2 separate regions of the Homo sapiens genome follow, and region 2 is linked to region 1. A link is a contact called in ENCODE Hi-C or POLR2A ChIA-PET data. All regions are on one chromosome and are shown on one strand. The core of a region is the stretch at or near the end of the contact, and the rest is flanking DNA. Distances in the headings are between cores, read along the strand shown. Region 1 holds the start of CCL24 (C-C motif chemokine ligand 24). Region 2 has its middle 17 kb from the start of RHBDD2.

What was found. A loop is a pair of places that touch in the nucleus more often than their neighbours do. ChIA-PET counts read pairs that join two places held with the same protein, here RNA polymerase II (POLR2A). Pooled maps may share reads with other maps.
Region 2: a map of CD14-positive monocyte shows a loop between it and region 1 (2.0-fold over the local background). The contact joins the enhancer-like site here to the promoter of CCL24 in region 1. A Hi-C loop is called at or near these places in 1 of 168 maps with a recorded cell type or tissue (CD14-positive monocyte) and 1 of 50 pooled maps. POLR2A ChIA-PET finds 5 or more read pairs at or near these places in 5 of 52 experiments (A673, CD8-positive, alpha-beta T cell, K562 and 2 more).

The regions. Positions count from the first base shown.
Region 1 is chr7:75,812,549-75,815,248 of GRCh38, forward strand. It overlaps CCL24 (C-C motif chemokine ligand 24), which reads right to left and starts at 1,258. Exons shown (of 3, transcript NM_002991.3): 1 at 1,095-1,258; 2 at 758-875. The coding sequence starts at 1,167.
Region 2 is chr7:75,860,475-75,863,174 of GRCh38, forward strand. No RefSeq gene overlaps it. Among named protein-coding and RNA genes, the nearest start is that of RHBDD2, 17 kb to the right of the region's middle. Within about 2 kb of position 1,322, at least 3 of the 41 ENCODE cell types and tissues checked have a DNase peak (open chromatin) inside an H3K27ac peak, as active enhancers do; they include CD14-positive monocyte, where a contact is called at or near this core.

The DNA of each region.
Region 1 (2,700 bases), core at 8-2,507:
ACCCCATAGAATTGTTGAGAGAATTAGATAAGATATTGTCTTGTGCCCCTGAATAGTGACTTGTTATATATTTGGTGCTCAGTAGATATTGAATCTAAATCCTTCTCCTGGTGGATCACGCCTGTAATCCCAGCACTTTGGAAGGCTGAGATGGGCAGATCACTTCAGGTCAGAAGTTCGAGACCAGCCTGGTCAACATGGTGAAACCCTGTCTCTCCTAAAAATACAAAAATTAGCCGGGCATGGTGGTGCGTACCTGTAATCCCAGCTACTCGGGAGGCTGAGGCATGAGAATTGCTTGAACCTGGGAGGCGGAGGTTGCAGTGAGCCAAGATCGTACCACTGCACTCCAGCTTGGGTGATAGAGACTCTGTCTCAGGGGAAAAAAAAAAAATCCTCCTCCTGGCTGGGTGTGGTGGTTCATGGCCGTAATCCTAGCACCACTTTGGGAGGCTGAGATGGGAGGATCACTTGAGCCCAGGAGGTTGAGGCTGCAATGCAATGAGCTATGATCGTGCCACTGCACTCCAGCTTGGGTGACAGAGCAAGACCCTATCTCCTAAAAAGAAAAATGAAATTAAAAAAATAAATATATCCTCCTCCTAGTTTTATGGGCAAGGAAGTTGAGGACCAGAGAGGGGAGGTGACTTCTCCAGGGATGCACAGAGCTGGGGCTGGCTGACCTTGCTTCTCAGGGACCCTGGAGTTGCACCTGCCCCCACCCCTCTCCTGCCACGTGCCCATGAAGGATACCTACATCACTCCTGCCTTGAGGCATGTGCTCCTGCTGGACAGCTGGTAGCTGACCACTCGGTTCTCAGGAATTCTCTTGGAAACAAAGAACATGCAGCAGGGAGAGGGGATGACCACAGAGCCTAGAAGAGGAGAGAGAGAAGAGCCACGTCTTTTCCCAGCCTCCCCTTGGCTCTGGGCCTCAGAGCTGGAGCTTGAACCCTGCACCAAACACCGCCAGTCCATTCACTGGGCCACCCTTTCCCCAGCGCTTCCCTCCAGCCCCAGGCTGGTCAGTCCTGCACCCCCCACTGTGCCATCCCAGCCATGCCCTTGGAACTGCATCCTGTCGGAGGTCTTACCCGTAGGGATGATGTGGTGGGCACAGACACCAAGGAACAGAAGGCTGGTTACTATGGTCATCAGGCCTGCCATGTCTCAGAGAGCAGAAGCACCAGCTCGGGGCTCAAAGCTGACGTGCAGGAGGAAAGGACCTAGGGATAAATAGCTCGGGTCCTTGCAGAGTACCCCAAACTCCCTCCCTCTGCCCTTTATGGGGCAACTAGAAGGAAACACGCCCCCGAGCCCCCTCCACGCTTCCTTGAAAATCCTGAGGCCTGTGGTCTGGAAAGAGGAAGTTGTTGTCCCGTTGTTGCCCAGCTGAGTCAAGGGTTATCTTGGGCTCCGAACGAAAGAACTGGGGGAGGGGACATCACCCCACCTAGGCCAAGTTCAAAGGTGTTGGATGCATTGTCAGAAGGCCCATGGGATCCTGGCTGTGTTGGCCACTCCCTGTGGGATCCTGGATAAGTCACTCACCTCCCTGAGCCTCAGTTACTTCAGCTGAAAATGGGCAGAGTCATCCCTATCTTCTCCCTTCCATTCATTCATTCATTCATTCACCCAATTATTTATTAGGCATGTGGTCTGTGCCAGGCACTGGGAGGACTCTAATGGGGAGACAGATTTGTGATCAAGTGTGTGTAACAGACAATGAGAGGTCAGCTGGGCACGGGGGCTCATGCTTGTAATCCCTGTGCTTTGGAAGTTTCAAGTGGGAGGATCATTTGAGGCCAGGACTTTGAGACCAGCCTAGGCAACAAAGCAAGACCCTATCTCTATAAAAAATAAAAAAATTAGCCAGGCGTGGTGGTGCAGGCTTGTAGTCTCAGCTCTTGGGGAGGCTGAGGTGGAAGGATGACTTGAACCCAGGAGTTCAAGGCTGCAGTGAGCTGTGATCACACCACTGCCTCTCCAGGCTGGGCAACAGAGCAACACCCTGTCTTAAAATCAATCAATCAACCAATCAATCAATCAGTCCATGACAAGTCTTGACAGAGCAAAGCAGATGCTGTCAGGACCGCTTTCCATCAGCTCTCGGTGGCCTTGAAGTCCCAACAGCCATCGCCTGTACCCTCAAGTTGCCGGAGCCACTTAGTCACCAAGATTCTAGGGAAGTGGGAAATGCCTGGAAATTCACATCCTCTGAGGTGGCCAATGTCTGCCAGAGGGATGCCGACTCCAGATCCAGCATGACCTACCCTGTTTCCTGAGTTTCCAACTCGGTCAAATCTGTGACTCTCTGTGCAGCCGGACTTTGCTTGGCCCCTTCCCGCGCCGACCAGATTCCCAGTCCCCCGATGGTCTCTCGTGGAAGCATCTCTTAATAAACCACAAGCCCATGAATCCCTGCCAAGGGTCTGCTTTGGGGACCCTGACCCAGGACAAGGTATGGGGGTGGTGGGTGGGAGGAAGGGAAACATAGGAGAAACCAGGGGCCGGGAGCGGTGGCTCATGCCTGTAATCCCAATGCTTTAGGAGGCTGAGGCGGGAGGATTGACTGAGGCCAGGAGTTTGAGACCAGCAGGGGCAACATAGCAAGACCCTGTCTCCAAAAGAAATAGAAAAATTAGCCAGGCACGGTGGTATGCGCCTGTAGTCCTAGCTACTTGGGAGGCTGAGGGGGCA
Region 2 (2,700 bases), core at 72-2,571, 48 kb after region 1:
CCTTGGTGATTTCTCCTTGGATCCATTGGATATTGAGAAGTGTGTTGTTTAATTTCCACATTTTTTTTCTGTTATTGAATTCTAATTTCATTTCACTGTAATAGGGAGAACATACTTGGCATGATTTTCTTTTTCTCTTTTTTTTTTTGAGACGGAGTCTCGCTCTGTCACCCAGGCTGGAGTGCAGTGGCGCCATCTCGGCTCACTGCAACCTCTGCCTCCCGGGTTCATGCCATTCTCCTGCCCCAGCCTCCCAAGTAGCTGGGACTACAGGTGCCCGCCACCAAGCCCGGCTAATTTTTTGTATTTTTAGTAGAGACAGGGTTTCACCATGTTAGCCAGGATGGTCTTGATCTCCTGATCTTGTGATCCACCCGCCTCAGCCTCCCAAAGTGCTGGGATTACAGGGATGAACCTCCGCGCCCGGCCAATTTTCTTTTTCTTTTTGAGGCAAGGTCTCACTTTGTCGTCCAGGCTGGAGTGCAGTGGTGGGGATCTCGGCTCACTGCAACCTCTGCCTCCCAGGCTCAAGAGATTCTCCCACCTCAGCCTCCCTAGTAGCTGGGACTACAGCCATGTGCCACCACAGCTGGCTAACTGTTTGCTTTTTTTTTTCTTTTTTTTTTGAGACGCAGTCTCGCTCTGTTGCCCAGGCTGGAGTGCAGTGGCGTGATCTTGGCTCACTGCAACCTCCGCCTCCCTGGTTCAAGCAATTCTTCTGCCTCAGCCTGCCGAGTAGCTGGGACTACAGGCACGTACCACCACACCCGGCTAATTTTTGTGTTTTTAGTAGAGACGGGGTTTCACTATGTTGGCCAGGCTGGTCTCCAACTCCTGACCTCATGATCCGCCTGCCTCGGCCTTCCAAAGTGCTGGGATTACAGGAATGAGCCACCGCGTCCGGCCAACTGTTTGTATTTTTAGCAGAGACAGGGTTTTGCCATGTTGCCCAGGCTGCTGTCAAACTCCTGGGCCCAAGCAATCTTCCCATCTTGGCCTCCCAAAGTGCTGGGATTATAGGCACGAGCCACATCATTTCAATCCTCTTACATTTATTGAGATTCACTTTATGGCCTAATGTGTGTTCTGTTTATCCTGGAGAATGTTCCACGTATACTGGAGAAGACTATATAGTCTGCTGTTGTTGAATGTTCTATCTGTGCCTGTCAGGTTTAGTTGGTTGATAGCGTTGTTCCAGTCTTCCATAACCATGCTGATTTTCTGTCTAGCTGTCCTATCCATTATTGCAAGTGGAAGTACACACACTAGTGGAATTACCCACAGTAGTGGAATTACTAGGTCATATGGTAATTCTATGTCTTAGCTTTTTGAGGAACTGCCAAACTGTCTTCTGTAGCAGCTGCATCATTTTACGTTTCCATCAGCAGTGCAAAAGGATTCCAGTCTTGCCACATCCTTGCCGGCGCTTGTTATTTTCTGTTTTTTTAAAAATATGTCATAGCTATCCTAATAAGGTGTGAAGTGGTATCTCATTGTCTTTTCAGTTTGAATCTCCTTAATGATTAGTGATGTTGAGCATCTTTTTATGTGCTTATTGGCACTTGTCTATTTTCTTTGGAGAAATATCTATTCAAGTTCTTTGCCCAATTTTCTTTCTTTATTTCTTTCTTTCTTTTTTTTGAGACGGAGTTTCGCTCCTGTTGCCCAGGCTGGAGTGCAGTGGCATGATCTCAGCTTACTGCAACCTCCACCTCTAGGGTTCAAGCGATTCTCCTATCTTAGCTTCCCAAGTAGCTGGGATTACAGGCTTGGGCCACCACGCCCGGCTATTTTTGTATTTTTAGTAGAGACGGGGTCGGCTATTTTTGTATTTTAGTAGAGACAGGGTTTCACCGCGTTGGCCAGGCTGGTCTCAAACTCGTGACCTCAAGCGATCCATCCGCCTTGGCCTCCCTAAGTGCTGGGATTACAGGCGTGAGCCACCGTACCCAGCACCAGTTTTCAGTTGGTTTGTTTGTTGTTGAGTTGTAGGAATTCTTTATATATTTTGGATTTGATTTGTAAATATTCCCTCCCTTTCTGTGGGTTGTCTTTTTACTCTCTTGATAGTTTCTTTTGATGCACAAAGGTTGAAAATTTGGTGGTCGGGCACAGTGTCTTACACCTGTAATCCCAGCACTTTGGGAGGCCAAGGCAGGAGGACTGCTTGAGCCCAGGAGTTTGAGACCAGCCTGGGCAAAATAGTGAGACCTTGTCTCTATTTAAAAAAAAAAAATTTTTTTTAAGTTTTAAATTTTGATGAAGTTCAACTTCTCTATTTTTTCTTTTATTGCCTTTTTATGGCTTTTGGTGACACATCCAAGAAATCATTGCCAAAGCCAATGTGTTTTCTTCTAAGAGTCTTATAAGTTTTACCTCTTATATTTAGGTCTTTGACTCATTTGGAGTTAATTTCTGTATATGGTGTGAGGGAAGGGTCAAATGGCATTTTTTTTTTTTTTTTTTTGCATATGGATATCCCACTTTTCTCAGCACCGTTTGTTGAAAATGTTGCCTTTTCCCCATTGAATGGTCTAGGTCCTCATGTCAAAAAGCAATTGACTTTAAATATGAGGGTTTATTTCTGTGTTCTTTCTTCTATTCCATTGGTCCACATTTCTGTCCTTGCACCAGTTCTGCACCATTTTGTCACCTTGAATCACTTTGAATAGACTCACTGCTCTTTATTTTTTTTTTTTT